Regions from separate parts of the Homo sapiens genome. Here region 1 is linked to region 2. The links are chromatin loops, found by intact Hi-C in ENCODE. Cell type or tissue: mammary epithelial cell. All regions are shown on one strand. Links, peaks and the distances in the headings refer to the core of each region. The heading gives the core; the rest is flanking DNA. Region 1 holds the start of DPEP1 (dipeptidase 1). Region 2 overlaps SPATA33 (spermatogenesis associated 33).

Region 1 (11,717 bases), core at 1,311-9,310, 52 kb before region 2:
CAACCCATGGTTTTTTTTAACCATTATCCTCCAGATGGGCCCTGGAGGTTCACACTCTTTCCCTCTTATACATGTGTTGGTTTATTGTCTTATGTTATCACCTTTATTTACCTTTGAAATCTTTATTGTCACTTTGGTTAAACAGATAACGAAATATTGTTTCACGATGACATATGATCCTATTTTATTTAAGTTTTCAGATCTTTTGACATCTTTGCCAACTTCCCAAAATCAGAATCAAATTCTAAATTAAATCTTCTTGACCTCAAACGGACTTTGAAGTTTTCTAGAAGGTCCCTGGAAAATCTCAAAACTCAAATCCTTTGAAACTGTCAAATCTTTGAAACTGACAGTTTCAAAGGATTTGTTCTACCACCTTGTTAAAAGGGAGATGTTAAACTAATTCAGTTTATTTGATATATTCAATTACATGGGAAGCATTGTCAAAAGACACTTAACTTTCCATACATTATATTTATATAGTTAAAATGTTGCTATTTCAGAAATTATATAAATGTCCTAAAAATTTGTCAATGCCCTTGTTATCCGATCTGTTCGCCTCTGTTACTGTTCATGATTTCAGTTGTTATTTAATACGTCGTGTGTCACAAAAACAACCAGAATTCATTGTGTGTTGTTTTTATAATGAACTCTCATCAGATCTTTCATTATTTTCAGGTTCTTTTTTTTTTTTTTTTTTTGAGATGGAGACTCGCTCTGTCGCCCAGGCTGGAGTGCAGAGGCACGATCTCGGCTCACTGCAACCTTCACCTCCTGGGTTCAAGCGATTCTCCTGCCTCAGCCTCCCGAGTAGCTGGGACTACAGGCGCCCGTCACCACGCCCGGCTATTTTTTGTATTTTTAGTAGAGACAGGGTTTCACCATGTTGGCCAGGCTGGTCTTGAACTGCTGACCTTAGGTGATCCACCCGCCTCGGCCTCCCAAAGTGCTGGTATTACAGGCGTGAGCCACCGTGCCTGGCCCATAATTTTTTTTATTTTTATGTATTTGTTTATTTTGAGACAGAGACTCACTCTGTTGCCAAGGCTGGAGGGCAGTGGCACGATCTCAGCTCACTGCAACCTACACCTCCTGGGTTCAAACACTTCTCCTGCCTCAGCTTCCTAAGTAGATGGGACTGCAGGCGCATGTCACCACGTCTGGCTAAATTTTGCATTTTTAGTAGAGATGGGGTTTCACCACGTTGCCCAGGCTGGTTTCAAACTCCCGACTTCAAGTGATCCGCCCACCTCGGCCTCCCAAAGTGCTGGGATCACAGGCATGAGCCACCGTGCCTGGATAACTGTACTTATATTTTTATAGAAGCTTTATTGAGACAATTCACACACCATAAAATCCATCCCTTTAGTGTGCACAATTGAATGTTTTTAGAATATTCAGAGTCGCACAGCCATCACTACTATTTAATTCCAGATTTTTAATTTAAAAATTTTCATTGCCCTCGCAGGGCACAGGGGCTCACGCCTGTAATCCCAGCACTTTGGTGTTGTAACCAAGCGAGTTATAGAGAAACACCACACTTTGAGACAAATTAAGGAGTCCTTTATTAGCCTGCGACCGAGAGGCCGCTAATGCTCAAAATTCTCTCGGCCCTGAGGAAGGGGCTAGCTTTGTTTGTATACCGTGGTCTAAATGGGGGGGGGGAGTTTAACTGAAGCAATTTTTATAGAAGCAGAACTGGCAAAAAGTTAAAAAATTAATTGGTTACAAATGCAGTTACAAAAAATAAACAGCTCCAGGTGCAGGGGCTTAAACTATCACAAAGAGATAAATGCAGGGGCTTCGGGTGCCATCCACCGAGCGCGTCCCGAGGAGCTGCTGGTGCAGCTTGCCTCAGTATCTTATCAGTAGGTGCATTCCCAGACGTGCTTTGAGTCAGTCACACTAGTTAAGCCTTAAGGGAGGGAGGTGAAGGGGGCTGCAGGTGAAGAAACTAAAATGGAGTCTGTCCGGCGCTCTCTCTGCTACGAGAAGGTCACTTAGGTTAAAACAAGGTTGGGTATCACACTGGGAGGCCGAGGCGGGCGGATCACGAGGTCAGGAGATCGAGACCATCCTGGCTAACACGGTGAAACCCCGTCTCTACTAAAAAAGAAATACAAAAAATTAGCCGGGCGTGGTGGCGGGCGCCTGTAGTCCCAGCTACTCGGGAGGCTGAGGCAGGAGAATGGCGTGAAGCCAGGAGGTGGAGGTTGCAGCGAGCTGAGATCGCGCCACTGCACTCCAGCCTGGGCGACAGAGCAAGACTCTGTCTCAAAAAAAAAAAAAAAAAAGTCATTGCCCCAAATAGAAACCCATTCCCATTAGCACCCACTCCCCACTTTCCTTCACAGCCTCAACAACCATGAATCCACCTTCTGTGTCTATGGAGTCACTTATTCTGGACATTTCATATAAGTGGAATCACACGACATGTGGTCTTTTGAGTCTAGCTTCTTTCTTTCTTTTCTGAGACAGGCTCCCACTCTGCGGCCCAGGCTGAAGTGCAATGGCGTGATCGCAGCTCACTGTAACCTCAGTCTCCCAGGCTCAGGCGCTCCTCCTGCCTCAGCCTCACAGCAGAGACCACAGGTGCGCACCACCACACCCGACTATCTGGCTTCTGCCACTTAGCGAAATGTTTCTGAGGTTCTTCATGTTATAGCACGTGTCAGCACGTCACTCTTCTTCATGGCTGAGTAATACTCCACTGCGTGAAGAGACACATTTATCTGTCCCCGTGTTGGGCATCTGCACTCTTCCCACATTTTGGCTATACTAAATTGTCCTGCTACGAACACCTGTGTAGTTTCTGTGTAAAGGTACAGTACCTATATGTTGGGGTGATCAGACCCAACCCCAGGTCGTGGGGGTGACAAAGTCCGGCGGAGTCAAAGGATTCAGAAAAACACAGAGAGAGAAAGGTGGCACACCAGGGGGCCATCGCTATTGTGGAGGCTGCAAAAGCCCGAGCTCTGGGAGCCCACGGTATTTATTGGTAATGCAACAAAGAAACAGATGGTGAGAATATGGAGGTCAAAAGACCACGTTGCATTAAGCACATGATTACAGCTGTGCCGGTTTAGCATTTATATGGAGCATGTTCTGCTACTTGAGATAATGGGAATAGGGGCCTAGGAGGGCTAGAAGGAAGGAGCCAGCAAGTCTAGACACATTCCAAAGGACATCATGCAAGCCCTGCCTCAGTTTCCCTCCCAACACCTATATGTCTTGTTGGTATACATGTTGTATTTTCACAACGAAAATGCATGAGAAAAAGGACACAGATGGCTTATGTGTACTGATGTGTAGCATTCTCTAAGATCTGACATCACAGAGCTGGACAGCACAGCTGTGCACGCACCCCCCTGGCTGGGAGGTGGCACATCCACACATGAGGGAAAAACACTGCCAGGACATCTCAGGGCACTCTCAGGAAATGAGGAAGCTGCTGGAGAAGTTTCTAGCCTTGGGGGAGGTCAGGACGCAGAGCCATCTCCTGGAGCAAAGTTCCCTCCTCCTCTCTCCCTCCTCCTCTCTCCCTCCTGCAGCCCTTCCTTCCGACCCCTGGCCCTTTCTCTCCAACCTTCCCCTCCCCTCCTCCATTTCCCTCCTCTTTCTACTTTCAGAGAACACAGGGTTCCTGCAGGAAATGGGGCAGTTTCACCTTCCTGAGGAGGGGCCTGGGAGGGGCAGCAGGTGGCCGGGTAGGGCCAGCCCAGCTGTGAGCCTGGCGTGGGAGCTGCCTAGGCCGGGCCCTGCCAGGGAGCAAGTCTGCATCGCAGAGGCCAGGGTGAGTGGGCTGGGGAGTCGGTGCGCCAGGGTACTGGGGTGCCCACCTGGGGTGGTGCAGGCCCGGGGACCCCAGGGCACCACTGTGGGTGGAAGCTGGGACCAGGCGTGCGGGGCAGGGGACGCGGCGGCTTCCTGGGATTCTAGGAGGCTGAGGCCAGGTGTGTGCGGCAGGGGACGGGGCGGCTTCCTGGGATTCTAGGAGGCTGGGACCAGGTGTGTGGGGCAGGGGACGAGGCAGCTTCCTGGGATTCTAGGAGGCTGGCACCAGGTGTGTGGGGCAGGGGACGCGGCTGCTTCCTGGGATTCTAGGAAACTGGGGCCAGGTGTGTGGGGCAGGGGACGCGGCTGCTTCCTGGGATTCTAGGAAACTGGGGCCAGGTGTGTGGGGCAGGGGACGCGGCGGCTTCCTGGGACTCAAGGAGGTGGGAGAGCTGCTCTCAGACCCGCCGCTGTCCTCCCACTGGCCCTCCCCGTGGTCCCTAGGATGAGGTCTGGACCCGCCAGGCCCTCCAGAGGCCCCACAACCCCGCTTGTCCACTGTGCCGGCTGTTCCTTCCTTGTGGCGCCCAGTGCGGTCCTAGGCACCCTTGGGACTCAGCTCACGTACCCCTTCCTCCAGGAAGAGTTCTCAGAGGCTGTGTGAGGAGCGCCGAGTCCCCGGACTTACTCTCTGTTCTGGAATTCTCTGCGCAGTCATCTGCCTTCCCGCCCAGCTAAGAGCAGGGCCTGTTGTCCGGCCCCACAATTTCCTTCCAGGTGGAAAGGATTTGCTGAATGAAAATCAAAGCTGTGGCCGGGCGCGGTGGCTCACGCCTGTAATCCCCACACTGTGGGAGGCCGAGGTGGGCAGATCATGAGGTCAGGAGATCGAGACCATCCTGGCTAACACGGTGAAACCCCGTCTCTAATAAAAAATACAAAAAATTAGCCGGGCGTGGTGGCGGGCGCCTGTAGTCCCAGCTACTCGGGAGGCTGAAGCAGGAGAATGGCGTGAACCCGGGAGGCGGAGGTTGCGGTGAGCTGAGATCGTGCCACTGCACTCCAGCCTGAGTGACAGAGCGAGACTCCGTATCCAAAAAAATAAAAGAAAAATCTTCTCCCCGGGTAGGGTGCGGGGAGCTTCAGGGTTATCACAGGACATGCTAGAGAGAAAGCCTTGGGCACAGGCGGAAGTTGGAGTCTGGAGCTGCGGCTGGGCTAGCGAAGGGCAGAACCTACTTCGGCCAATGGCTCTTACACAGCCAAGCTATTTTCATGGTGAGGGTCTAGTAGCCTCCACATCTCTTGGCGAATTCTTGCTGATTGGCGTCTGACCCCATGGAGAAGCTCAGTGGGTGTCATGGGTGGAAGGGGGCATCTAGGGCCTCCAAACGTGGAAGTGTCTCTAAAATACCTCCCGCTGGGCCTCAGTCTCCTTGTCGACAAAAGGTCAGCTTTGACAAATCTCCAGTCGGAGGCCAGGAGCAGACGGGGAGGGTCCCTCAGTCCCTGCTTGCAGCTTCAGGGGGACGTAGGCTGCGGTGGACGGACACTGAGCCCCAAAGCGGCCTCTCAGAGCCGCCCCTGAGGGGTGGCCTCACAGGTCGGGCTGAGGCTCCCAGCTCCCACTGGGTACAGAGCGGGCAGGCGGGCCTGGCAGGGCAGTGGTGCTGGTCTACACGCAGCTCTGGAGTCTCTGGACCTGTGTCCTGTGCGTACATCCTGGCTCCATCTCCCATGAGCCAGGGGGCTGGACCTGTCTTCTCTACCTCAGTTTCCAAGAGTAGGAGACAGGGGTAACAGCAGCCTTGCTCTCAGGGGTGAGGGCGTGGGTTAAAGGGCAGGACACCCATGGAAGCAGTGGTGGCTCCGAGCACCTGCTCAGCCTTCCCAGGTCTTCAGAGCCCACAGGCAGAGCCCACCCTGAGGGAGGAGCAGCTGGTTCTTGGGTGAAGTGAGCCCCCAGGACCCCGCCTTGCAGGACCCCGCGAGGCCCCGGTGAACTGGAGCCGGGAACCGGCCCCACGGAGGCACGTTGGGATTTGGCCACCAGAGGGCAGGAGCTGCAGCAGCCAGGCAGGCGGTCAACACGGGGGCCCCGGGGTCCTGGCCGGCTGGTGGGGTGTGAATTGGAGAGGAGTGGGCTGTGTGGAGGGAGACCAAGCACCAAGGCCCGCCCTGGCCTCTGAGTGTCCACCCCTTTCACAGGCCCATTTCACAGATACTGAGGCCCAAAGGCGCAGGGCTCAGGCGTCCCCTACGTGTCGTGTCCCCAGGCAGGAGAATTACTTGAACCTGGGAGGCAGAGGTTTCAGTGAGCTGAGATCACACCACTGCACTCCAGCCTGGGTGACAGAGCAAGACTTCATCTCAAAAAAAAAACACAAAAAGTGAATTTAAAATGCTCCCTGAACTCCAGCTGGGGTGCGCAGCAGGAGGCTGGGTCCGTGGGGCTTCGGGGGCTGGGCTGGGGGTTCAGGTGGGTGGGGGAGTCAGTGCTGTGGGGATAGGGCTCAGAGCCCAGAAACAGACAAGCCCACACAGGTAGCCAGTGTCGACGAAACAGGAGAGGCTGGGACCTGTGCCCTGGAAGGACACAGCCAGCGGGTCCTGGGTCACCCACTCCGGGGCTGACCGGGCACAGTTTCACAGAGCAGTATGGCCCAGCCAGCTGTGAGAGGATCGGACAGACGGGCGGAAAGGAGGGGAGACAGCGGGTGTGCTCGGGGCTGTGCCGGGAGGGGTCCTTGGATGGAGGAGGGGGTCGCCAGGAGGCATCTGCATCCCCGGGGTGGTGAAGACCCAGCGTGTATGGCCGACCTCGAGGACAGGGCGATTGCTCCACCAGAATGTTCCCAGATGGCACAGATGCTTCTGGTTCTGGCACTGGGACCTGCAGCAGGATTCCCGGGTGGCTTAAAGAGGTTCCTTGAAGTTTGTGATCAGGAATTCAAAGTAGCGCAGATTGGGACGGCTGGGCCTTCTCCCCTCAGCACACTCCGCGAAGGGCAGTGCAAACGCACGCTGGCAGGAAGTGGCTGGGAAGCAGGCAGAGAGCGACCAGGAAGCGGCCAGGAAGCAGGCAGGAAGTGGGCAGGAAGCAGGCAGAAAGCGGCCAGGAAGTGGCCAGGAAGCGGACAGGAAGTGGCCAGGAAGCAGGCAGGAAGTGGGCAGGAAGCGGCCGGGAAGCAGGCAGAGAGCGGCCAGGAAGCGGGTAGGAAGCGGGCAGGTTTTACCGAGCGGCGTGACGGCTCCAGAGGGGATGATGGAGTCTGGCAGAGAATGGGGCGGGAGGCTGGAGGTCCTGGGCAGGCCCTGGAGCAGAAGGGGAAGGGAGGGGTGGGGTGATGGGACTGCAGTGAAGGTCTGGCCCCACCCGAGCAAGGTGAGGGTAGCACAGGTCATTACATGTCAGGGAATTGCTTGGCCAGGGTTGGGGACAATTCTCTCTTATTAGAATTGCCAGGAATCAAGACAGGGTGGAGCTAGAACAAGGGAGAGGGAGTGGCAGAGAGATGGGGTGCTTGGGGCTCTCATGTGATGCCCTGAGGACACTGCATGAAGACTCACGGCTGAGCTGGGTGGAGGTGGGAGAGGTAGGCAGGCACCAAGGCCCAGGGCCCTGAGAGGTGAGGGGAAAAGCGCTCCTGCCTCACGAGGCCACAGGAGCTCCCTCAGCACGGTGCCTGCATGGAAGAATTGCTCAGCTAACATGAGCTCTGAGGCTTGCGCACATGTTACAGAGAATGAGGTGGAAGCATCCACGCCAGGAGGTCTCCAGGCCATCTGGTCAACAGAAAGCCAACAACATGCAAAGGACAGGAGCCCACACCTGTGCCGGTCTGTGCCAGAAATGCTGGAAGGCGGCCGGGCGCGGCGGCTCACACCTGTAATCCCAGCACTTTGGGAGGCCGGGCGCGGCGGCTCACACCTGTAATCCCAGCACTTTGGGAGGCCGGGCGCGGCGGCTCACACCTGTAATCCCAGCACTTTGGGAGGTTGGGCACGGTGGCTCACACCTGTAATCCCAGCACTTTGGGAGGCCGGGCGCAGTGGCTCACACCTGTAATCCCAGCGCTGTGGGAGGCCAAGACGGGCAGATCATTTGAGGTCAGGAGTTTGAGACTAGCCTGGCCAACATGGTGAAACCCCATCTCTACTAAAAATACAAAAATTAGCTGTGTGTGGTGGCATGCACCTGTAATCCCAGCTACTCGGGAGGCTGAGGCACAAGAATCACTTGAACCTGGGAGACGGAGGTTGCAGTGAGCTGAGATTGTGCCCCTGCACTCCATCCTGGGCGACAGAGCGAGACTCAGTCTCAAAAAATATAAAAAAATAAAAATAAAAAATCATCATTCTAAGTCAAGAAAAATTAAAATTTTAAATTATTAGCATGTATTTACCATTTATCTTCATATTGTGTAATACTTGGCTTAAATGCAAATAGAATAGGATTTAACTCATACAGAATCAACAAAATTGTACAATTCACATTTTTATTTTAATTAATTTATTAGTTTGTTTATCCATCTTGACAAGGTCTTGCTCTGTCACCCGGGCTGGAGTGCAGTGGTAGGATCACGGCTCACTGTAGCTTAAACCTCCTGGACTCAAGCCATCTTCCTGCCTCGGTCTGCTATGTAGCCAAGACCACAAGTGTGTGCCACCACGCTTGGCTAATTTTTATATTTTTTGTAGAGATGGGGGTCTCCCTATGTTTCCCAGGCTGGTCTCAAACTCCTGGCCTCAAGCGATCCTCCCGCCTTGGCCACCCAAAGTGCTGGGATCACAGGCATAAACCACCAGGTCTGGCCTACATTATTTATTTATGCATTTAGTTTTGAGACAGGGTCTCACTATGTTGCCCAGGTGGGAGTGCAGCCTCAAGCTCCGAGGCTCAACAACCTTCCCACCTCAGCTTCCCAAGTAACTGTGACTGCAGGCACACACCAGCCTGGCTAGTTTCTTTATGTCTGTAGAGACGAGGTCTCCTTGTGTTGCCCCGGCTGGTCTCAGACTCCTGAGCTTAAGTGATTGCTGCACTGTTCCCCGGGCAAAGTTGCACAATTCGCATTTTGTAACTTATAGATTAATATTTATTTTATTTTCACCAGAACGGTAGGAACCCTGCACAAAACTGGTTTTATTTTGCTCTTTACGTACGCACATCCCACCAGCACCCTCTACCTTTGGCTTCCGGAGGGTTGCCCTCCCTGCTCCCTCCCTGCAGCTCCCTGCCCCCCTGCTCCCCTCCCTGCAGCCCCCCTGCCCCCCCGCTCCCCTCCCTGCAGCCCCCTGCCCCCCCCGCTCCCCTCCCTGCAGCTCCCTGCCCCCCTGCTCCCCTCCCTGCAGCCCCCTGCCCCCCCTGCTCCCCTCCCTGCAGCTCCCTGCCCCCCTGCTCCCCTCCCTGCAGCTCCCTGCCCCCCCTGCTCCCCTCCCTGCAGCCCCCTGCCCCCCCGCTCCCCTCCCTGCAGCTCCCTGCCCCCCCGCTCCCCTCCCTGCAGCCCCCCTGCCCTCCCTGCTCCCTCCCTGCAGCCCCCTGCCCCCCCACTCCCCTCCCTGCAGCTCCCTGCCCCCCCGCTCCCCTCCCTGCAGCCCCCTGCCCCCCCGCTCCCCTCCCTGCAGCTCCCTGCCCCCCCGCTCCCCTCCCTGCAGCCCCCTGCCCCCCCTGCTCCCCTCCCTGCAGCCCCCTGCCCCCCCTGCTCCCCTCCCTGCAGCCCCCTGCCCCCCTGCTCCCCTCCCTGCAGCCCCCTGCCCCCCTGCTCCCCTCCCTGCAGCCCCCTGCCCCCCTGCTCCCCTCCCTGCAGCTCCCTGCCCCCCTGCTCCCCTCTCTGCAGCCCGCTTTCCCCCTGCTCCCCCCGCTCCCCTCCCTGCAGCCCCCTGGTCCCCCTGCTCCCCCCGCTCCCCTCCCTGCAGCCCCCTGCTCCCTCTGCTCCCCTCCCTGTAGCTCCCTGCAGCCCCCTGCTCCCCTCCCTGCACCCCTTTTGCCCCCTGCTCCCCTCCCTGCAGCCCCCTGCACTCCCTTCACCCCCTCCCTGCAGCCTGCTGTGCCCCCTGCTCCCCTCCCTGCAGCCCCCTGCACCCCCTCCCTGCAGCGCCCTGTGCCCCCCACTCCCCTCTCTGCAGCCCCCTGCGTCCCCTCCCCTCTCTGCAGCCCCCACTGTTCCTCCCACTGCTGCCCATCATTGGCTGCTTGAAAATGTCAGACTCCAAGGGCCCCTGTGACTAGCCCAGCAGCAGCCCTAGGTCTCCACCCTGCCTTGGGTGGGGTCCGGGATAGGCCTGGCCTCCCCCCGCCTGCTTGAACCCACTGAGTATGCCCCCCTCCCGCCGCAACCTCAGAATTCCAAAGCCAGCCTGGTCTCCAGCTCAGTGCGGTCCACACGCAGACCCTCCTTGGATTTCGAAAGCCCGTGTGGCTTTGCCAGAGGACATTCCAATCCTCGATTGTGGCTGGGGATGGAGGGAGATCAACCCATCGCACTTACAGATAAAGAAACTGAGGACGGAGTTTGTCCCAACTCCGGGGCCAGGGTCAGTGTCCTCCGAGGGAGTCAGGGAGGTGGCTGGGGTCTGCCAGTGGGGGGGACACACGACCTGGGACCCCCAGGCCACTTGAGACTCTCTGGGCTCGTTGGGCTGGGCCCAAGCTCCCAGGCCCCCTCCTCTCCATTTCTCAACCTGCTGCCACCTAAGGCAGATACCCTACACTACTGCCTGGGGGGCCTCAAAGGGTGATCACCCAGCACAAGCTCTCCTGCCTGGCCTGGGACCGAGAGTCCCAGAAGCCCCTGGGCTGGCCGGATGCTCAAGGCCTCACTGAGGGCATGCGTATCTTCGGAAACAAGAACCAGCTGACATGTGTGAGGCTTTAGCCCGGCTCTCCCTGGGGTACTGTGCGAGCCCTCAAGGAGGTGGCTGTTCTGTAGCTGGAGAGCTCCGTGGGTGGCAGGACTGAACTTGAACACCAGAAACAACCCCCAAGCCTTGTGACCTGGGAGGCAGGAGGCGGGTCTGTCTCCCTGGGACTTGGGTGGCTGAGCCGAGGTACTCGGGACCCTGTCCCGCGCATGGTGAGTCTCGGGGAGCGGGGAGCCGGGAGCCAGGGGTTGTGGTTTTGGGGAGCGTGCAGCCAGGTTGAGGCCCAGGGCTGTAATGAGGGCGGAAAGCCCCTCTCCTCTCTGACTGCCTGTGATCCACCGTCAGCGAGGGAGAACCTCAGAGAGTAGGCATCTACAGCATAGCATGGAGCACCATCACAGGCAGTGAAGGGCGAGAGTCTCAGAGGATGGAACCGGGTGGGGGGCCTCAGCTCGTGCCATCACGGGCAGTGAAGGGTGAGGCTCTCAGAGGATGGAACCGGCGGGGGCCTCAGCTCCAGGCAGGGGTGAGAGGGTGGCTTCTGGGGTGACTGTGTCTGGAGGATGGGGTAGCAAGGGTGGGGAGGCCAGGCTGAGGGGCCCTGACCTCATGGGAGCTGGGAGCCTGTTGGGAAGTCCCTGAGAAGTGCTTCACTGGGATTCACTGGGAGGAAGAGCTCGCGCCCTGGTGCAGATGTGGGCTGTGGGGGATCAGAGTGGTGGGGGCAACCGTGGGGGGCCTGGGCAGGGTGAGGAGGGATGTGGGGAAGCCACCAGCCTCAGGGTGGGCTGGACGCTGGGAGGGAGGCGTTGGGGGCAGAAGTGGGGTGCCGGCCTTACGGCTGGGCCTGCAGATTGAGGGGCCTGTGGACTCCCCCAGTGCAGACATCAGCCTGGTCAGGAGCCAGAAGAGAGAGTCCGGGGCTGCTGAGCCTGCTGTGAGCCACCGGGGCCTCCCACGGAGAGAGACAGGGCCGGGCTCCCCGTGGAGCTGCAGGCTCCCGATGTTCCCTTCTCAAGGCTTATTTGGGGGCCTCTGTGCCAGGCCCCATGGGTGGTCAGATGGGCCCCACGCTGAGT
Region 2 (11,717 bases), core at 1,754-9,753:
ACAAATAAAGAACTTGAAAAAAAAGGAGGGGATGTTAGAAGGAAATCTGAGCGACCTAGACCTGGGCTCAGTCACGCCTGAGACAGTCAGATGGGGTATCTGAGGATGAGTCAGTGTTAATTTTCTCAGACCTGGGCTCCGTCACTCCTGAGACAGTCAGATTGGGTATTTGAGGATGAGTCCGTGTTAATTTTCTTAGATGTGGGAATGCTATTATAGTTACGCTAAAACACAATCCCTATCTAATAAATACACTGCAACATTTATGGGTAAAATCATATGTCTGAAATTCCTTAAAGATACTCAGAATGCCAGGCATGGTGGCTCATGCTGTCATCCCAGCACTTTGGGAGGCCGAGACGGGTGGATCACTTGAGGTCAGGAGTTCGAGACCAGCATGGCCAACATGGTGAAACCCTGTCTCTACAAAAAATACAAAAAAATTAGCTGGGTGTGGTGGTGCACACCTGTAATTCCAACTACTTTGGAGGCTGAAGCAAGAGAATAGCTGGAACCCAGGAAGCAGAGGTTGCAGTGAGCCACGATCATCCCACTGCACTCCAGCCTGGGCAATGGAGTGAGACTCCATCTCAAAAAAAAAAAAGATACTCAGGAAAAAAACGAAGAAAGAACAAGATAACAAAATACTGATTGAAGCTGAGTGCTCTATAGGTGCAGGTGCTCATTCACTATTCTATTTTCTTGTGTGTTTGAACACTTTTTTTTTTTTTTGAAATGGAGTTTCCTTCTTGTTGCCCAGGCTGGAGTGCAATGGCATGATCTCGGGTCTCAACTCACTGTAGCCTCCGCCTCCCAAGTTCAAGTGATTCTCCTGCCTCAGCCTCCCAAGTAGCTGGGATTACAGGCGCCCGCCATGACGCCCAGCTAATTTTTTTTGTATTTTTAGTAGAGATGAGGTTTCGCCACGTTGGCTAGGCTGGCCTCAAACTCCTGGCTTCAGCTGATCCACCCGCCTCGGCCTCCCAAAGTGCTGAGATCACAGGCGTGAGCCACCGCACCTGGCCTCCCAGAGCGCTGGGATCACAGGCGTGAGCCACCACGCCCAGCCTGTTTGAACACTTTTGTGACGTTTTGTTGTTTGTTTGTTTTGAGATGGAGTCTTGCTCTGTTGCCCAGGCTGGAGTGCAGTGGCACAATCTTGGCTCATTGTGACTTCCGCCTCCCGGGTTCAAGCAATTCTTCTGCCTCAGCCTCCCGAGTAGCTGAGACTACAGGTGTGCGCCACCATGCCTGGGTAATTTTTGTATTTTTAGTAGAGACGGGGTTTCACCATGTTGGTCAGGCTGGTCTCAAACTCCTGACTTTGTGAACCACCCGCCTCAGCCTCCCAAAGTGCCAGTGTTACAGGTGTGAGCCACCACGCCCGGCCTGTAACATTTTCATGAAGGTAGAGTATACTTAATTGCAAGAAAATTTTGAAAAAGAAGAGAAATGGAACACTTCTATTGGCTATTAAAAAATACCATGCTGAGTGAAAAAAGCCAATCCCAGAAGGTCACATGCTGTATGATTCCATTTCTTTTTTTTTTTTTTTTAGGCTGGAGTGCAAATGGCACGATCTTGGCTCACTGCAACCTTGGTCTCCCGGGTTCAAGCAATTCTACCTCGGCCTCCGGAGTAGCTGGGACTACAGGCATGCGCCACCATGCCCAGCTAATCTTTGTATTTTTAGTAGCGATGGGGTTTCTCCATGTTGGTCAGGCTGGTCTCAAACTCCCGACCTCAGGTGATCCGCTTGCCTCAAACTCCCGATCTCAGGTGATCCGCTTGCCTCGGCCTCCTGAAATGCTAGGATTACAGGCGTGAGCCACCATACCCGGCCGTGATTCCATTTCTGTAACATTCTCTGAATGACAAAATTATAGACAGGGAGGACAGATTGTTGATTGCTAGGGCCTTGGCGTTGGGGTAGGGAGTGAGGGGGTCTGTGAAGGGCAGGGCTTTGGGGTTGGGGTAGGGAGTGGGTGTGTCTGAAGGGCAGCAGGAGGAAGATGGGATTGTTGGTTTTGGTGGTGATTGATTAAATGGCGTAGCTGTACATACACTCATAGTACCGGAGTCCATTTCCTCGTGTCGATAATGGTACTATAGTTATATAAAACGTTCGCTTTGGGAGCCAAGCACAGTGGCTCACGCCTGTAATTTCAGAACTTTGGGAAGCCTAGGCAGGCAGATCACTTGAGCCCAGAAGTTCAAGACCAGCCTGGGCAACATGGTGAAACCTGATTTTTACAAAAAAGACAAGAATTAGCTGGGTGTAGTGGAGTGTGCCTGTAGCCCCAACTAATCAGGGGCCTGAGATAGGAGGATCCCTTGACCCCATGAGGTTGGGGCTGCAGTGAGCCAAGATCGTGCCACTGCCCTCCAGCCCCGGCGACAGAGTAAGACCCTATTTATGCTTCCTAGCAAGGAAAGACAGTACACATATTGAAGAATTTGACTGCGTTAAAATGTTAAACCTCTCCCCAAACTCTTATAAACAATTGTAGAACAAATGATAAGCTCAAAAAAATATTTACATCTATGAGAGGCCAAAGAATATCAGTTGACTCTGGATCAGGGGCTCGGACACGTTGCTGTGGAGGCACACATCTTCCTGGAAGGCGGTTTGGTAACAAGGTGGCAGGACTCAAGACAGCCCACACGATCCCTGCCCCTGGGAAACAGCCATGTGTAACCCTCCCCTCGAGTGTGGGTGGAATGAGGAAGAGGGAGGTGTGTCTCTCCTGCGATTAGCTCACTCATCCATTGAGTTTGACGTCATCAAAATGCGAGATGATCCTGGATGGGCCCGACCTGATCAGGGAAGCCAGACAGTAAAAGTGTCAGAGGCTCTTTAGGGCCCGACCTGATCAGGGAAGCCAGACAGTAAAAGTGTCAGAGGCTCTTTAGGGCCCGACCTGATCAGGGAAGCCAGACAGTAAAAGTGTCAGAGGCTCTTTAGGGCCCGACCTGATCAGGGAAGCCAGACAGTAAAAGTGTCAGAGGCTTTTTAGGGCAGCGAGAAAACGGGAACTTCATTCCTTGAACCGGGAATAAATTCTGCCTCCAACCAGAATGGGCTTAGAAGAGGGTCCTCCAGCTCCTCATGAGAATGCAGTGCAGCCGGCCCCTGGAATTCAGCCTGCGTCCCAGCCACGCTGCACCTGCACCCCTGACGACGAATGCAGTAAGATGATAAGTGGATGTGCTGGTTTCAGCCCTGAAGTTGGTGGTGATTTGTTGTGCAGCAATAGAAGTACACACAATATGTACCAAGAACCTTGAGAAGAGTCACATTTATTCTTTCTGTTTTGTTTCTGAGATGGTCTCACCCAGGCTGGAGTGCAGTGGCACCATCTTGGCTCATTGCACTCTTGACGTTCTGGGCTCAAACGATTCTCCCACCTCAGCTCCCTGAGTAGCTGGGGCCACAGTGCACGCCACCACCCCCAGCTATTTTTTGTAGTTTTTGTAGAGATGCGGTTTTGTCATGTTGCCCAGGCTGGTCTCGAACTCCAGAGGCCAAGCAATCTGCCTGCTTCAGCCTCCCAAGGTGCTGGGATTACAGGCGTGAGCCACCGCACCTGGCCCAAGATTAATATTTCTTTTTTTTTTTGAGATGGAGTCTTGCTCTGTCGCCACCCAGGCTGGACTGCAATGGTGCATCTCTGCTCACTGCAAGCTCCGCCTCCCGGGTTCATGCCATTCTCCTGTCTCAGCCTCCCGCATAGCTGGGACTACAGGTGCCTGCCACCACGCCTGGCTAATTTTTTGTATTTTTTTTTTTTTTAAGTAGAGATGGGGTTTCACTATGTTAACCAGAATGGTCTTAATTTCCTGACCTCGTGATCCGCCCGCATCGGCCTCCCAAGGTGCTGGGATTACAGGCGTGAGCCACTGCGTCTGGCCTAATATTTCTAAATGAAGAAACTATACTTTGAGGAAGATGAAATAAGTCTTGTTTTAGACTAGAAAATTTCAATAGTGTAAATACGTTAACTTCTGTAAAATCAGTCAACACCAAGTCAAAACACAAAAGATCTTTTGGGAATATGAGCAGATTATTCAAAGGTTCATCTAAAGAATAAAAATGAGGCCAAGTGTAGTGATTCACGCCTGTAATCCCGGCACTTTGGAGGCCGAGGCAGGTGGATCACTTGAGGTCAGGAGTTCAAGACCAGCCTGGCCAACATGATGAAAGCCCATCTCTACTAAAAATACAAAAATTAGCTAGGCGTGGTGATGGGTGCCTGTAGTGCCAGCTACTTGGGGAGGCTGGGGCAGGAGAATCACTTGAACCTGGGAGGTAGAGGTTGTAGTGAGCCAAAATTGTGCCACTGCACTCCAGCCTGGGCGACAAGAGTGAGAATCCATCTCAAAATAAATAAATGAATAAAAATGAAAGCAGTAGGAAACATCTGGAAAACCAGAGGCATGAGGGGGTCGGGCCCTCTGATACTCAAGTAGGTTAGAGTAAAAAAAAGCCAGATATGGTGATGTGGGAATATATGGTCCCATAGGTGGGATCTGTGGTTCCAGCTACTCAGTGAGGTCCGAGGATCACTTGGGCCTGGGAGGTTAGGACTGTAGTTTGCTATGATCACATCCACGAATAGCCACTGCGCTCCTTCCTGGGCTACAGAGTGAGACCCTTCTCTAAAAATGGAAGAAAATGGCCGGCACAGTGGTTCATGGCTGCTGTAATCCCAGCGCTTTGGGAGGGTGAAGTGGGAGAATAACTTGAGCCTGAGAGTTCGAGACCAGCCTGGGCAACATGGCAAAACCGTGTCTCTACAAAAAATTTCAAAATTAGGTGGGTGTGGTGGTGTGTAGGGTCCAGCCCCACAGGGTCGGTGGGTTTTCTCCCCATGTGCGGAGATGAGAGAGCGTAGAAATAAAGACACAAGGCAAAGAGATAAAAGACAGCTGGGCCCGGGGGACCACTACCACCAAGCCGTGGAGACCGGTAGTGGCCCCAAATGCCAGGCTGCACTGATATTTATTGGATACAAGACAAAGGGGCAGGGTTAGGAGTGTGAGCCATCTCCAATGATAGGTGAGGTCATGTGGGTCATGTGTCCACTGGACAGGGGGCCCTTCCCTGCCTGGCAGCCAAGGCAGAGAGAGAGGAGACAGAGAGACAGCTTACGCCGTTATTTCAGCATATCAGAGACTTTTAGTACTTTCACTAATTTGCTACTGCTATCTAAAAGGCAGAGCCAGGTGTACAGGATGGAACATGAAGGTGGACTAGGAGCGTGACCACTGAAGCACAGCATCACAGGGAGACGATTAGGCCTCTGGATAACTGCGGGCAAGCCTGACTGATGTCAGGCCCTCCACAAGAGGTGGAGGAGCAGAGTTTTCTCTAAACTCCCCTGGGGAAAGGGAGACTCCCTTTCCTGGTCTGCTAAGTAGTGGGTGTTTTTCCTTGACACTGACGCTACTGCTAGACCATGGTCTGCTTGGCAACGGGCGTCCTACCAGACGCTGGCGTTACCACTAGACCAAGGAGCCCTCTGGTGGCCCTGTCTGGGCATAACAAAAGGCTCACACTCTTGTCTTCTGGTCACTTCTCACCATGTCCCCCCAGCTCCTGTCTCTGTATGACCTGGTTTTTCCTAGGTTATGATTGTAGAGCGAGGATTATTATAATATTGGAATAAAGAGTAATTGCTACAAATTAATTAATGATATTCATATATAATCATGTCTGTGATCTAGATCTAGTATAACTATTCTTATTTTATATATTTTATTACACTGGAACAGCTCGTGCCCTCGGTCTCTTGCCTCGGCACCTGGGTGACTTGCCGCCCACAGTGGTGCGTGCTGGTGGTCCCAGCTACTTGGAAGGCTGAAGTGGGAGGATCATTTGAGCCCAGGAAGTTGAGGCTTCAGTGAGCCATGATCATGCCACAGCATTTCAGCCTGGGCCACAGACCTTCAAGATCCTGTCTCAAAAAGAAAAAGGGATATCGCTCAGTGCTTAGTGCAGCTGTGGGTCATTCGGCAGCTGACACAGATGAGGCTATGTAACGCAGCACTGCAGGCAGAGGGGGAGGCCAAGGCCTGAATACCCCGTCTGACTAGCCTTAGGCAGGCGACTTGGCCTCTCTGCCTCCCCCATCTGGTTAGCCTTGGGCAGTCGAGTTGGCCTCTGTGTCTCCCCTGTTTGACTAGCCTTGGGCAGATGGCTTGGCTTGTCTGTACCTCAGTTTTGTCTGAAATATGGGTTGTCAGAGACCTATAGCAGAAGCTGCTGTGTGTCATTATTCACTGTTCTAGGGCTCAGAACAGGCACGCGATAAAAGCCAGCACCGTTGGCCGGGCGCATTGGCTCACGCCTGTAATCCCAGCACTTTGGGAGGCCAAGGCAGGTAGATCACCTGAGGTCGGGAGTTCAAGACCAGCCTGGCCAACATGGAGAAACCCTGTCTCTACTAATAATACAAAAATTCCCCAGGTGTGGTGGCAGGAGCCTGTAGTCCCAGTTGCTCAGGAGGCTGAGGCAGGAGAATCACTTGAACTCAGGAGGTGGAGGTTGCAGTGAGCCGAGATCACACCACTGCACTCCAGCCTGGGTGACAGAGCGAGACTCCGTCTCAAAAACTAAGAAGAAGATTAATAATAAACCAGCACTGCCATTGCCAGCAGTCCATCCTACCTCGCATCCAGGTTCGTGAGCTACCAAGTGTCCCCACAAAGCTGTAAAACAACATGACCACTGTAGTTACGTTTCTGTAAAAAGGTGACTGAGTCTTCTAACCCTGACCACACATATGTGTGCAGAGAGAGCCAGCTCCATCCTGCTCTCCCAGAAGCCTGAACAGCTGTGCCCTAGCTCGTAGCAGTGGCACTCCAGGAAGGGGGCGGGCGGCTGTGCCCGAGCTCGTAGCAGTGGCACTCCAGGAAGGGGGCGGGCGGCTGTGTCTGAGCTCGTAGCAGTGGCACTCCACGAAGGGGGTGGGCGGCTGTGCCCGAGCTTGTAGCAGTGGCACTCCAGGAAGGGGCGGCCGGCCAGCCAGGAGAGCAGCCGGTGAAGGAGCACTTTTGCTTTGTACGTGGCAACGCTCGGCAGGCTCAGCAGTTTCACAGGTCTCAGGCGTTCCTTGTAACCTTAACAGGTTTAAGAAAATGTGAGCAACATCAGACATGTCCATTTCTAGAACATTCTAATGGATGAAGTTCTGTACAGAGGGCTTTAGCAGAATTAGAGACCTTTGGAGTGGAAATGATGTCTCTGAACCTTGAGCTCTGAGGCGGTTCCTGCCTGGACGTGTGCCCTCCCTCCTTCCTTTGCTGGTCGCCCTGACACCATCCTGCCACGGATAGTGGAAGTGTTTCTCCTGTTTTCTTCCCTGAAAAAGGGTGTCCAGCATCAGCAACCTTCATGGCTGAGTTGCACATCCCTTAAGCCCTGTAATGTTCATGGACAGTTTTGATCACTTTTGGACTCACCCATTTTTTCTGCTAACCATACATCTTAATTCCTTTACTCTGACCAATGGCAGGAGGTGTGTGCATCGTGGAAGGAGCTTTCCACACATCTACTAAATGCCTGGATGTTTTTTCCTCTAGAGAAACCTGATGTAAAGCAAAAGTCCAGCAGGAAGAAAGTGGTCGTTCCACAGATCATCATCACGCGAGCGTCGAATGAGACGCTAGTCAGTTGCAGTTCCAGCGGGAGTGACCAGCAGAGAACCATTCGGGAGCCGGAGGACTGGGGCCCCTACCGGCGGCACAGGAACCCCAGTACAGCAGACGCCTATAATTCACATCTCAAAGAATAAACAAGCACCTTTGCATGGCACTCGCTACTCCCTGCGATAGGCGTCTCGGGAACAGCCGCCTCACCCTGTGAGAAGCCGAGGCCCCTTCTCCAGTGCTCTCGGGGAGGTTGCACCAGGCCCACCCCACCCTGTGAGAAACTGCAGCCCCCTTCTCCAGTGCTTTCGGGGAGGGTGCACCAGGCCCGCCCCACCTTGTGAGAAGCCGTGGCCCCCTTCTCCAGTGCTCTCAGGGAGGGTGCACCAGGCCTGCCCCCGCCGTGAGAAACTGCAGTCCCCTTCTCCAGTGCTCTCGGGGAGGGTGCACCAGGCCCACCCCACCCTGTGAGAACCTGCAGCCCCCTTCTCCAATGCTCTCGGGGAGGGTACACCAGGGTTGCCCCACCCTGTGAGAAGCCACCGCCCCCTTCTCCAGTGCTCTCGGGGAGGGTGCACCAGGGCTGCCCCACGCTGTAAGAAGCCGCCGCCCCCTTCTCCAGTGCTCTCCAGCCCGCCCCACCCTGTGAGAAGCCATGGCCCCTTCTCCAGTGCTTTTGGGGAGGGTGCACCAGGGCCACCCCACCCTGTGAGAAGCCGTGGCCCCCTTCTCCAGTGCTTTCGGGGAGGGTACACCAGGCCCGCCCCACCCTGTGAGAAGCCGTGGCCCCCTTCTCCCGTGCTCTCAGGGAGGGTGCACCAGGCCTGCCCCCGCCTTGAGAAACTGCAGCCCCCTTCTCCAGTGCTCTGGGGGAGGGTGCACCAGGCCTGCCCACCCTGTGAGAAACTGCACCCCCTTCTCCAGTGCTCTCGGGGAGGGTGCACCAGGCCCGCCCCACCCTGTGAGAAGCCGCAGCCCGTTCTCCATTGCCATTTGGTCCTGCCTTCCCCAGAGCTGCTAGCAGCTCGGTCGAGGCAAGAGTGACTGGCTCAGAGAGCGAGCTTTGTGGTATTGATAAATGAATAAATTAGTATGTTCATGTTGGAAGTGGCTGGCTCTGCAGAGTGATGGACAGCAGGTGGCATCTTACATTGTGATTTGTGGTGCACAGTTAAAACACTTCCCTTCGTTTCAGAAGGAGACAATGTGAATACTTGGAAATTATAGTGAATAAGATGCCTCCCAAACTTGAGGAAAAGGTCAGATTCTAAGAGCTAAACGTTAAGATGTAATGTTCCAGAACAAAGAGGCCCAGAGTCACTGAACGGGGCCCCAGGGCTCCTAGCTTGAGTGTAATCTGAGTCAGCTTATGAAAAGGCCCCAAAGAAGAAAGTGGAATGTGTGCTGGGCACATGGGACAGCCATGGCACTGAGACTTTGGAAGTGGCCTTGCCAGCGCTGTCCTGTCTTTCTGGCCCACAGATGAGGGCTCCTGATTGTGGAAGGCCACGGAAGGGACCTGAACACGATGGCACGAGACAAGTTATCTCCTGTGACTGCTCCTCTCCAGCAACCCTCAGCTCAGGCTAGACTTTCCCCCTGTGTTGAGAATGCCCTGCCCTGTGTGGAAGCCTGATGCATTTAGTGACAGTGTGTTAGCTTTGTTAGTTTCTAGTCTGGCCAGCAGGCTTTCCATGTGATCTGCCATTGGCTTGCTTCAGTGGCCAGTGGAGCCAGGGGTGTCCACCAGAGTCTTGGACACAGACTTCTGAGGTGGCAGCGGGAGGGAGCCTGCTCCCTGCCACACACGTACAATTTCTAATCCATACAGGCCTATGTAGTATATACACACATACGCAGAGCCTTAGGAATTGTGAAAGGCCAATCAAAACTTGGGGCCCTAATTTCACTCTGCCAAAAGAAAAAAAAAAAAAGCTGAAAGATGAGTCACCCAAGAAACTGCTTCCTTTTTGTTCCTAAGCAGAGAGCTACCAATAAAAAGTTAAAGTTTCTCCATAGGTAGCTACTCTGTTCACCTTCTGTGAAGTGCCAAATTTTTTTTTTATTATTATACTTTAAGTTTTAGGGTACATGTGCACAACGTGCAGGTTTGTTACATATGCATACATACGCCATGTTGGTGTGCTGCACCCATTAACTCGTCATTTACATTAGGTATTTCTCCTAATGCTTTCCCTCCCCCCTCCCCCCTACCCCACGACAGGCCCCAGTGTGTGATTTTCCCCTTCCTGTGTCCAAGTGTTCTCATTGTTCAGTTCCCACCTATGAGTGAGAACATGCGGTGTTTGGTTTATTTTACTTGCGATAGTTTGCTGAGAATGATGGTTTCCAGCTTCACCCATGTCCCTGCAAAGGACATGAACTCATCCTTTTTTATGGCTGCATAGTATTCCATGGTGTATATGTGCCACATTTGCTTAATCCAGTCTATCACTGATGGGCATTTGGGTTGGTTCTAAGTCTTTGCTATTGTGAATAGTGCCGCATTAAACATAGGTGTGCATGTGTCTTTATAGCAGCATGATTTATAATCCTTTGGGTATATACCCAGTAATGGGATGGCTGAGTCAAATGGTATTTCTAGTTCTAGATCCCTGAGGAATCGCCACACTGTCTTCCACAGTGGTTGAACTAGTTTACAGTCCCACCAACAGTGTAAAAGTGTTCCTATTTCTCCCCATCCTCTCCAGCACCTGTTTCCTGACTTTTTAATGATCGCCATTCTAACTGGTGTGAGATGGTATCTCATTGTGGTTTTGATTTGCATTTCTCTGATGGCCAGTGATGATGAGCATTTTTTCATGTGTCTGTAGGCTGCATAAATGTCTTCCTTTGAGAAGTGTCTGTTCATATCCTTCACCCACTCCATCAAAAAGTGGGTGAAGTGCCAATTTACTGAGCACGAGACAAATACATCATTGACTTCTTTTGTCTTGTGGATTCAAGGATGTGTCCACGCCCGCCCTCCTTCCCCTCCAGCTCCTCCCCTTGAAATACTGAAGCCCTCAACATCATCTTTGGAGGAAGGTACAGAGTTGGCTCTCACGCGCACATCCTTAACCTTGGCCTAATAAACCTCTAAGGTGGCTGAGACCTGTCTCAGATACTTGTTGGCTTACAAATTGACCACCATGCAGGGACTCAGAGTGGAGGTGGCCCTGCCCTTTGGCAGGTTTCCTCCTGGTGCTTAGGACCAGTTTGGGCCTTCTTTATTGCTCAGGACAGTAGGACAATTTGCTGAGATCCGGGAGCCCTACCACCCTCCAGAGAATCTCTGATCTCCCGAAACTTGGTTGAGGTCGAAAGTTTATTTTGCGCACAATGCCTTTTCCTTTTCCGGTGTTTTACTTGCTTCCAACAAAGAAGGCGAGTTTTCCTGCTTCCGTGATGATGGGGAGCAGGAGACTTCCCTGGAGTTTCAGCTCGGAAACAACTCGAGTTTTTCCTGATTCCACGATGGGGGAGAGCAGTCTAAAGCCTGGGCCCCATTCCTAGGTAAGTGGCTGAATTGGGGTTCTGTCTTGGAAGTTCTCCTTAATGACTAAAGCTAACATTAACGACTGGCTGGTCTTAACTTCTTACTATTAGCATGCTCAGTAAGTGTATAAATTGTGGGATTGTTTGTTTTGCTTAACTGCTTTTTGTTTGTTTCTGTGTTTGCTATTTTTGCTGTTTCAGTCTTTTTCCCGTTGGATTTGACGAATTCTGTTAGACTTGGTCAAATCTGAAGCAAACTTCCAAGTTGTGGGAAACAAGCCTCTGAATTAGCTGAATTCCCACAGCTGGGAAAAAGGAAAAAAAGCCAGAAAAAGGGAAAAAAGATTTTGACCACGTGATGGGCTTTATTTGCATAACGAGGCCACGTTTTTCCAGCCAAGCCACACTCGAAGAGTAAGTGCCGTCACCTCACGCTGCAGTTCGGTAGGTAGAGTCCGCCATTTTTCCACCAGGACAGCCCGGGTTTGGTTCCTACATCCTTTCTGGTTTGAAATTTGTGTTACTTTTGAAATATCAGCAGTTTGTCCCGGCTGAAATAAGGTAGTGAG

The links. Peaks named below come from ENCODE experiments on the same cell type or tissue, not always from the same donor. Only the 100,000 strongest peaks of a DNase experiment are listed, where the experiment ranks them.
Region 1: a loop joins it to region 2, with 16 times the contacts of the local background. A loop is called at or near these places in 2 of 110 quality-filtered maps.

The regions. Positions count from the first base shown.
Region 1 is chr16:89,609,927-89,621,643 of GRCh38, forward strand. DPEP1 (dipeptidase 1) reads left to right here and starts at 3,716. Exons shown (of 11, transcript NM_001389466.1): 1 at 3,716-3,793. RefSeq lists a silencer at 3,316-3,474 and enhancers at 4,880-5,584, 5,585-6,287. In mammary epithelial cell, for the core only: a CTCF peak has its summit at 5,829 (motif pointing right); no DNase peak of the experiment used is centred there; H3K27me3 peaks cover 189 bases.
Region 2 is chr16:89,661,702-89,673,418 of GRCh38, forward strand. It overlaps SPATA33 (spermatogenesis associated 33), which reads left to right. Exons shown (of 3, transcript NM_001271907.2): 3 at 7,585-8,757. The coding sequence ends at 7,796. Among named protein-coding and RNA genes, the nearest start is that of SPATA33, 9.7 kb to the left of the region's middle. In mammary epithelial cell, for the core only: a CTCF peak has its summit at 5,513 (motif pointing left); no DNase peak of the experiment used is centred there; H3K4me3 peaks cover 134 bases.